2 separate regions of the Homo sapiens genome follow, and region 1 is linked to region 2. A link is a contact called in ENCODE Hi-C data. All regions are on one chromosome and are shown on one strand. The core of a region is the stretch at or near the end of the contact, and the rest is flanking DNA. Distances in the headings are between cores, read along the strand shown. Region 1 holds the start of B4GALNT3 (beta-1,4-N-acetyl-galactosaminyltransferase 3). Region 2 overlaps WNK1 (WNK lysine deficient protein kinase 1).

Evidence for each region. Hi-C counts contacts between places; a loop is a spot of excess contacts on that map. Pooled maps may share reads with other maps.
Region 1: a map of naive thymus-derived CD4-positive, alpha-beta T cell shows a loop between it and region 2 (4-fold over the local background). The contact joins the promoter of B4GALNT3 here to the enhancer-like site in region 2. A Hi-C loop is called at or near these places in 3 of 168 maps with a recorded cell type or tissue (CD4-positive, alpha-beta memory T cell, ascending aorta and naive thymus-derived CD4-positive, alpha-beta T cell), 3 of 37 single-sample maps with no recorded cell type and 7 of 50 pooled maps.

Annotation. Positions count from the first base shown.
Region 1 is chr12:457,090-462,361 of GRCh38, reverse strand. B4GALNT3 (beta-1,4-N-acetyl-galactosaminyltransferase 3) reads right to left here and starts at 2,423. Exons shown (of 20, transcript NM_173593.4): 1 at 1,817-2,423. The coding sequence starts at 1,985. RefSeq lists an enhancer at 2,272-3,255.
Region 2 is chr12:813,993-818,986 of GRCh38, reverse strand. All of the region lies in intron 2 of WNK1 (WNK lysine deficient protein kinase 1), which reads right to left. Among named protein-coding and RNA genes, the nearest start is that of WNK1, 64 kb to the right of the region's middle. Within about 2 kb of position 2,431, at least 2 of the 41 ENCODE cell types and tissues checked have a DNase peak (open chromatin) inside an H3K27ac peak, as active enhancers do.

The DNA.
Region 1 (5,272 bases), core at 1,174-3,673, 360 kb after region 2:
TAAAAGAAAAGTGAGGAGAGGGAGAAAGGGAGGTTACTGATTCCAAGGTCACAAAGCAACTGCCTTTCTCTCTGTTTTTAATTTGTGCACAAGATCCCACTGGCTAAACAAAATGATGGCTACACTGGGAGGAGGTGTCGCCTCCCAGGCCCCCACCCACACACACTCCAAAGGAGCTCATCCATTTGGGCCTGAGTGGCCATGGCGGGGGAGAATAGATTCACTCTCTGTCTTTCAGAAGGAAGAACAAGGCCCAGAGGAGGGAAGAATTCACTATGGGCGGCAGATTTTGGTCATCAGAGGAAGGGGCTCTGCTGCTTGGAGTCGTGGCCCCGGGGTGGAAGCTATGGCTTCCTGGTGATGTGCTGAGCTCTCTGGCCCTGGAAACGCTTGCGTGCAGATCAGTCTTCGTATCCAGACTGAAAGACACCTTGGAGATCATTTGGACCAAAGGCCTCATTTTCACCTGAGAAGCTGTCGTTTTTCCCTTGATTCCCCCGCTAGTTAGTGGCAGAGCCAGTCTCCTCTAACTCACAGCCGGAATGATTTCCATCACCACAGAAAGGTTAGGCCATAAATATACATTTCCAACCTGAACCAGCTCAGCGACTGTCCCTAGTAATTCTCTCTCTTTGGCCACAAGAGAAGGCACAGCACCACACCCAACTCTGGGTAGAGAAGCTGACACGACGACAGGTCAGAGTCAGAGTATCTTCTCAGCTGCTTGCTCAGCCACTCTGTCCGAGTTTCCCCAAAGCGGGAGGAAAGTGAAGGCATGGGAGGCCACGTGCCAGAACTTTGAACCTCGGCTCCCCGGGCTTGCGTTGGGCACCTGGTAGTAACGGGAGTTTCTCCATTTCTTTTCCCAACTATTACAGGATCTTTTACGGCCCCTGTCACTGTCAGTTTTACTTTGTTAGGCCCATCCACAGTACGTTGAAAACCACCTCGCACAGCCATACCTATTGATGTAAAAAGGCAAAGAGACCACGCTCTCCTGTTTTCCTAGGAGGAAACTGAGGCACGGAAATATTAAGTGGCTTTGGCTAAGTTAAAAACAGAAGTAGGAATCTACCTGCTGCCCGGTCCACTGTGCTGTCCATCATCTCCTTAAACTGGGGAGTTTGGTAGATTTGCTCAGGGTTCAGAAAAGTGGCAGAAGGGGCGGCCCGAACAGGAGAAAGAGGGCGCAGCGAGGAGGTGGGAGATTCAAAGAGCCGAGGACGGAGGCTGGGAGAGGAGCGACGTATGGGAAGCGGGGAAGAGACGGGACTCTCCGAGGTATGGTAAAAAAGAACCCCCCTAGAAGATGCAGCAGGAGAGGAAACGGAGTGAGCCAAACAGAAGGCGGTGGGCAAAGTTTGGGCTGCGCGGACTGGAGCGCGCGCCTGGGTGTGGACGGCCGAGGGCATCCCGCACCCGAATCCCTAGCTCGCGCGTGGACCCCACGGACCTCCTCCCCGGGAACCGCAAGCCCGGAGCGGCTGGAGGGGCCCGGTCTCCGCCAGCGTCTCGGCGGGACGGGCGGGGAGCCTCTCTCCGGGTCGCTCTCCGAGGGGAGACGCGAGGAGCCCCCAGGGTGCCCCGGACCCACGTGGCCGGCGGGCAGGCCCGGGCTCGGGAATTCTGCGCTCGGCCCCGCGGCTTCCCCCGCCCGCAGCTCTCCCCGAGTACGCGCGGGGCGACGCCGGGCACCTGAGGGAGAAATGGGTGGGAAATCGGGTCTGAGGATGGGATGAGAGGCGGGTCCCCCCAACGCAGGAGCCGCCGCCGCCGCCCACCCCCGCGCCCTTCGCCTCCCCTGGGTGCTACTTACTCCGGTTCAGGGGGTTCCCGCCGACCTGGGCCGACGCCACCAGTTCCAGATACAGAGTCCAGAGCCCCACAGACACCACGGCGAGCGCCAGCAGCAGCCGGAAGCGCCTCCGCAGCAGCTTCACCGGGCGCAGGAGCAGCGGGGGCCGCGCGGCCCGGGGGCTCCCCATGGCGCTGCGCCGAGGCGGCCGCCGCCAGCGCGGGCTCCAACCCCCCGAGCCGCCGCCCCCCGGCCGGGCCCCGCGCCCAGGGCGCCCCGCGTCCCGGCCCAGCGTCTCAGGGCTGCGCCGAGGCCGTCTCTCCCGGCCGCTCTCCGGCGGGGCTCGGGCTCATGCTCCGGGCGCGAGGGGTCTCCGGGCTGCGCGGGCGCCCAGCAGGTCTCTCCGGGAGCCGAGCCCGGCTCCTCCTCCGCGCGTGTGTTCCGCGCCGGGCTCTCCTCCCCACGCCTCTCCCGTCGCAGGCTCGCTGCCGCCCTCCCTCCCTGCGCGCCCGCCCTCACTCGCTGCCCAGAAGGAGGCTTCCCCGGCGCCCGCCCGCCTGCCTCCGCCCGCGCCCCCGCCAGCCCCGGACCGGGCTCCGGGCTCTGGGCTCTCCTGCTCGCGGAACCTGGCCCGCCCCCGGCCCCGCCCCCGCCCCCGCCCCGGGCACAGGTGGGCTCCGCCCCCGAGAAGCCAGGGACGCGAAGAGGCCATTCGGCTTCCCTAGGGGAGCGAGAGGTGGGGCCAGAGAACTGGTGCCTGGTGCCTCCCCCGACTGGGAACGGGTGGGATGAGGAGGGGGCGAGTGATGATGCGGACTCTGGGTGACCGAGGGAAACCGAGTCACCACCCAGGCGCCTAACGGTGTGGTTTTAGGCAGAAGCGAAGTAGAGGCTGGTTTGGGCGACGCCCAAGGCTTTAGCCTCAGAGCCTTTCGTCGCCAACAGCAACGACCCGACTCCCTGCTTGACGAAACCAGTAGGCGTGAAATATCACGGGAGCCACTGGACGCTTAACGCAGACATAGCTTCGTTTTCCAGTTGAGATTTGAAGACCTTTCTTCCCAGCCTGAACCACATCTCCGAGAGGCGCTGGGGAAGTCGTACAGCCCCCACGGTGAACCCCAGCAAGCAGTTTTCCCCAGACTGGGCTGGAATGGCTGTTTGAAGAGAGTAGGTGTTTGAGGGTTCCGAAAAAGAATTTTAAAAAGAAAAGAAAAGTATTCACTCTTAGAGTTGAAAAGATCAGCAAGATAAGCCAGGCACAGTGGCTCACGGCTGTCGTCCCAGCACTTTGAGAGGCTGAGGCAAGAGGATCTCTTGATCTCTGGAGGTCAAGGCTGCAGTGAGCCGTGATTGCGTCAGTGCACTCCAGCCTGGGCAACACAGCAAGACCCTGTCTCAAAAAAAAAAAAATCAGTATTCCAGTCCTCTGCCTTCAGGCAGGTAAAGCATTATTATCTGATTTAAATTAGATAAAGTATCAAGGGGCAGAATAACTGCCCCAGGTCACTCAGCAAGTTATACTGCAGTTTTCTTTTCCATTATCTCTTCTGGGAAAAATGGTCAGGAGACTATGGGAAAAGTGAAGGATCAAAGTGTTCCTGGACATTTTAAAATCAAATGAATATCACACAAGTACTGTTCCAAGACAGAGGTTCTCACAGAATTGAGAACTATGTTTCCCTTCTCTCTGTTCTCACCTCAGTTGGATATTCAATAGTTTCTACAGGACTTTTCCTAATTAGCCTCCCCAACTCCAAGCTTCCCATCGCATCCTGTCCACTACCACCAGATGGTCTTCATAAAAAGCCAGGCATGGTGACACACACCTGTAGTCCTAACTTACTCGGGAGGCTGAGGTGGGAGGAGTGTAAGGTTGTAGTGAGCCACAATCATGCCACTGCACTCCAGCCTGGGTGACAGAGCAAGACCTTGTCTCAAAAAAAAAAAAAAAAAAAAAAAAATCCCGTATGTAGTCACACACCTGCTCAAAAATATTTAATGGCTTCCAATGCTTATTGATTAAGATACACACTGTAAATCCAGAATTCAGGGCCTTCCAGAACCTTTTCCAACTTTATGTGACCACATGAAACCTGCTCCAGCTAAAACGAGTTTATTCACTACCCTCCAACACATTTTCTTTTCTAGTTGGTCAACTTGTACCCTTTATCCAAGGTCCATTTCAGATTCTATAAAGCTTTCTTGGACCAGCCAAGTCCTAAGCAACTCCTTCCTTTCTGGAGCTTTAGTAGAACTTGCCATCTGTCTCACCATCTGATATGTTGGAACTTACTTGGAGTGTGTGAGTCTTGTTTTCCCAACCTCACTGTAAGGCTTCAAAAATGGGAGCTGCATTTCCAGTGGGTGGTACAATGTCCACTTAGCACTTAGGAAGGTTTGAGGATGGGGGTAGCACTTTGAGCAAACATCTTCCAGAACTTTCACTGCAGTTCTTTAGCAAAAAGGGTGAATCCAAAGGACAATTCTCTAATTGTAGCCCCTGGGAAAGGTCTCTGTGAAGTTCCAAAGCCACAGATTCCTGTACTTCTCATGTTCTTCTTTCTTTCCACAAGTCCAAGATAGGAGCAGCCAGTGTGTGCACGGCCTGTGCAAGCTCGGCTGAGTCAAGTGGGAAGTGACCGGGCCCTGTAAATAGAGTCCCTCTCTTACTAAGGGCAACCCAACTGGATTTTAGGTTGAGTCACTTTTAACACTTTGTCATGGAAACAGGTGGCAGCCTTGCCACAATTCTCTCCTCAAGACTGAGAAAGCTCATGCAATCACTTCGGTCAACCAAATGCTTGAAGCATCTATTATGTAGGAACTGGGAGAGATCTAAAACAAGAAGCATGCTGTTTAGTTGAGGAAAAAAGATAGTCCACAGGAAAAGAAATCTGACAGTTTAAAGGCCAAATTTATGGTCCAAAGAGATTAAGAAGAAGAAGGAGATCACCCTGTACCTCTTGATTTTTTATCCTCCTCTTATTTCTACTTTGTTTTTATAACTTGAGAAGATCATTACTTTTCCAGCTTATGGTGAGAGGTGCCAGGAGTCGAAGAGAAAAGAGGCCAGGACATTCTTGTGGCTCTCCTCTCTCCCTCTTCTGTTCCCTTCTCTTCTGTGGGTGACGCCTTGGCACTGAGATATCCCTCACATTCAGACCCCGCTTTCTCCACATCCCTTTTTGACTCCTGGTGATGTCACAGCAGGGGAAGATCTGAATTTTGAGACCCAAATTTCCCAAATAGCTGAGCTCCAGAACTAAGTATGTGGATTGAGGTATCATGGTGGCATAATATATTGTCACAAATGTCCATTCATTGTCAGTGTCAATTTGCCTGGCTACTCACCAGTTCTTCTGATGGTTTTCACTGTCCTTTCACCCTCCCACTTCAGCTACAGCACCTGACCCAGAATAGCCCAGGGTCACATTGTACAAATTGCACCCAAAAGGAAAAATATTTTCCACCATA
Region 2 (4,994 bases), core at 1,182-3,681:
CCTAGTATACAGCCAAAAGAAATGAAAACAGGTACTCAAAAAAATACTTCTGCACAAATATTCATAGCAGCAGTACTCATAATAGCCAAAAGGTGGATACAGCCCAAATGTTCATCAATGGATAAATAAACAAACTGTGATATTTCCATGCAATGGAATGTTATTCAGTCATAAAAGGGGATGAAGTACTGATGCGTGCAATCACGATGATCCTCGAAAACACCATGCTAAGTGAAAGACGCCAAACACAAGGATCCATAACATACTTTGAGTCTATTTATAGGACATATCCTGATTAGATAAATCCATAGAGATGGTAAAAAGTTGGTAGTTGTCAGGAGCTGAGGGTTGGGAGAAATGGGAAATTGTTCCACGGGCATAGAGTTTGTGACATGAAAAGCATTCTAGAAATTGCACAGAAATGTGTTTGTATTAACACTACTGAACTATACACTTAAAAATGGTTAAGATGGTAAATTTTGTTATGTTTTTTACAATAAAAAAATCCCATCCACGAATGGCTGGTCCCAGAGATCAGGCAGTCCAACCACTTGTTTTACATACACATGGGGAACTGAAGCCCAAATAAGGTTAGCTATTTGCCCAAAATCACAGTTGGTCAGAGGCAGCGGTGGGAGCAGTCACAACTTCTACTGCAAGTCTAATGCTCTTTCTACTTAATAAACCCTCCTGTTGGCATAAGCCTCTGAAGCTCAGAAACTGAAAATTTCTTTTTAATTGTAAAAAGAAAAAGAACTTAGATAATGTGCAATTAAAGAAAAAATACGCTGCCTGGCTGGAGGAAGGGAAATGCAGAGTAACTGCTTAATGGGCACAGAGTGTTCTGAGGTGATTAAAATGTTGAGTAACTTGATAGATGTGGTACTTACAAAACATTGTGAATGTACTAAGTGCCACTGAATTGTACTTTCTAAAATGTTAATTGTATGATATTTGAATTTCATGTCTATTTAAAAAAATACATCTAAATTTATCTCAACTTTTAATCCAAATTTTTTTTCTTTTTCTTTTTTTGAGATGGAGTCTCACTCTGTCACCCAGGCTAGAGTGCAGTGGCACAATCTCGGCTCACTGCAACCTCCACTTCCGGGGTCAAGCGATTCTCTTGCCTCAGCCTCCCGGGTAGCTGGGATTACAGGCGCCCGCCATCATGCCCAGCTAATTTTTCGTATTTTTAGTAGAGATGGGGTTTCACCATGTTGGACAGGCTGGTTTCGAACTGACCTCAGGTGATCCTGACCTCAGGTGATCCATCCGCCTCAGCCTCTCAAAGTGCTGGGATTACAGGTGTGAACTACCACGCCTGGCCTTAATCCAAATTTTCTGACTCATACATTCCCATCTTATTTTTCAGCTATGGGTGTTTTATCTGTTTCAATGTAAATATACATAGAGAACAAAGGTAGAAACTCGAAAGGTCCAAAAAGCACGCATTTTGGAATTAATTCCCATTCCTTCCCAATCTGCCTCTCCAAATGCTGCCAATGGTCCTAGTTATCCATTCTTCCAGAAATGAATATGAATGTTTTCAATCTACTTGCTTAGGAATCTGTATACATTCTCAATCAGAATTCTTAAATTCTGAAATTTTTCTTTTTCTCATTCTCTCTACTTTTTCATTTTTATTTTTGAGATGGAGTCTCGCTCTGTCACCCAGGCTGGAGTGCAGAGGCACGATCTCGGCTCATTGCAACCTCCACCTCCTGGGCTCAAGTGATTCTCTGCCTCAGCCTCCAGAGTAGCTAGGACTACAGGGAAACCCCTTTTAGATAATTAAATCTATCTGGGTCTTCTCACTACTATGTCATCCTCTTTAAATATTTTCTGTCTTTTTTGTGTGTTCTGTTGCTCATTTCTTCGTAGTTAATATTCCTGTCAATTCAATTCAGTCTGCTGTTTAACCGTTAGACCATTTATGTTTGAATTTTAATGTTCTTATTTCTAGAAGTTCTTCAGAAGCTTTTAAATTATGCCTGTCTTTTTTTTCTTTGGTGTCTTTTTCCTTCAATTCCTTCTTTTCTCTTTATACACTTCATATACACTTACAAATATCTTTACTGACATCATTATGTAAATAATTGTTTGTAATCACTTTCAGACTTGTCCATGATATCCTTAATTGTTGCAGTGCTATTTTCTGGTTGTGTCTATTCACCTTCATTGGTGTGATTTGTAATTTAATTGTGAGGTCATCTTCTTTGGAAACAGTTTTGCCTCTGGACACTGACCAAGGAACTGTGAAAATGTCCCCGGGAGTTTTCTTTCCGTTCCTGATCAATTATCATGTATGTTCTTCGGTTTGGGATTCCTGTACCAAGTAGATGGTACAAATTTATGTTATAGCGCCATCTACATATGAGATGGAAGAATACCAAACAGGCTGGGCACCGTGGCTCATGCTTGTAATCCCAGCAGTTTGGGAGGTCAAATCGGGATGAGGCCAAATCAGGATGAGCTCAGGAGTTTGAGAGCAGCCTGGGCAACAAAATAGACACTGTCTCTACTAAAAAAAAAAAAATTGTTTTTTTATTAGACAGGTATGGTGGTGAGCAACTATAGTCCCAGGTAGTGGGGAGGCTGAGGTGGAAGGATTCCCTGAGCCCAGGAGTTTGAGGCTGCAGTGAGCTATGATTGTGCTGCTGCACTCTGTCCTGGGCAACCGAGTGAGACCCTGTCTCCAAAAAAAGAAAAAGAAAAGATTAGTTTACAGAATAATTAAGAACACTGGTAGCATTTGATGTGAATTTCTATTTTTCATAGGTCTCCCCTCTTATCCACAGTCTTCTGCACACAGGTAAAATTCCTTGCAGCTTTCACTGGCTAGAGCACTGAGGTCTCTCTTTTCACGGATAGTTCAGTTTTTTGACACAGGCTAAGTTCTAGCTCCCCTCTCTACCTAGTTCTAAGGCTTTCTGTCCTTGCATGGACATTAAAACTAGCATCAACTCCTCAACCAATATGTGGTCTAAAATCCCAGAGTATAAGTTCCTGTTTTGGCTTTGAGTTATCTCTGCTTATTATCTGGAGGTTAACCTTTCTTTCCTTAAAGCTTAGACACGTATTGGAAAAAACTTTTATTATATTCCACATTTCAGTTTGTTGGTGTGGGACAGCCATTCCACAGGGGCTTATTACCCCACTATGTTACCCAAAGCTCCTCAATATAGTTTTTAAAACAAGTAAACCATTGTATTTTAGAGTAATCTTAGGCATGCCAGACAAACTGTTGACAACCAAGTAAGTATCCAAACCAGTGGAAAGAATCTCAAGATGTACACATAATTATTACCACATAATTCTCCTTAATTCATTCAAACACTTATTATTCAGTATTAGACACTTCCAGTAGAATGTGATATCTAGCACTTGTTCATAGTACTAGGTATATAGTGCTAGTTAGCACATTCTAATGGAAGAAAAGAGAGTATCAAGAAGCCTGACTAACTAGGATAAAGGTATTGCCATAAACAAGAGTGGAAGTTGGATAAAGAAATTAGAATTTGCAGGACAGAAATGATCTGTTCATGTTTCAACATGCTAACCGTAAGCATTTCAGAAAACATGCAAGTGACTATATCCAGGTGCTGTAACACTGTATTCCAATGATCTGGAATTAATCAGCTCAGCAGTATTAACTTTAACAATTAATAAAGAATATATGCCACAGTGATAATTTAAAAATATCCAATTTCACCAAATAAAAAATTTATACAAGGTAACTTACTACAGGTTCTTCTCTGAGTAAAAACAGATCCTCTAAGATACCAGGGGTCCCCAACCACTGAGCCACAGATCAATATCAGTCCATGGCCTTTTAGGAACCTGGCCACACAGCAGGAGGTGAGTGGCAGGCGAGCAAGCAAAGCTTCATCTGTATTTACAGCCGCTCCCTCACTGCTCGCATTACCACCTGAGCTCTGGCTCCTGTCAGCAGCATTAGATTTCTCACAGGGCCATGAACCCTACTGTGAACTGTGCATGCAAGGGATCTAGGTTGAGCGTTCGTTATGAGAATCTAATGCCTGATGATCTGCCCTGTCTCCCATCACCCCCAGATGGGACAGTTGAGTTGCAGGAAAACAAGCTCAGGGCTCCCACTGATTCTACATTATGGTGAGTTGTATAACTATTTCATTATATATTTTAATGTAATAATAATAGAAATAGAGTGCACAATAAATGTAATGTGCTTGAATCATTCCAAACTTCCCCAGCCCCACCCCCGCACCAGTTCATGGAAAAACTGTCTTCCATGAAACCAATCCCTGATGCCAAAAAGGTTGGGGACTGCTGCTCTAAGAAACCTGGGATTACAAAGGCATACTCCAACACTTACCAAAAGCTCTTTACAATAAGTAACGGGAAATTTCTGCATTAAACCTATTTCTGTGAAAGGAATGATAGATCTAGCTATTTGGGGATTAATTTCTGATGTTATGGGAAATGGAACTAAAAGTATTTTTTAAGTGATAACTGTCACAATATAATCTGCATCTGATATAAAAGTTGCAGGGATATAGCAAAGCACAATACAAATGAAAAAAATAGGTAGTTTCTCAATAAACCTTAATCTCATTTTAACCACTAGAGGGCTACCTTGACATTTGATTTCTGATTCCTTAGCCACTCTTTTTTTTTTTTTTTGGAGACAGAGTCTCACCTAGGCTGGAATGAAGTGAGGTGATCTCAGCTCACTGCAACCTCCGCCTCCTAGGTTCAAGCGATTCTCCTGCCTCAGCCTCCCAAGTAGCTGGGGTTACAGGTGCACGCCACCATGCCCGGCTAATTTTTGTACTTTTAGTAGAGACGGGGTTTCACCACGTTGGCCAGGCTGGTCTCGAACTCCTGACCTCAGGTGATCCAACCTCAGGTGATCCGCCTGCCCCGGCCTCCCAAAGTGCTGGGATTACAGGCATGAGCCACCACACTCGGCCATAACTTCTCATTTCAATACTTACCAAGAAATAATTATC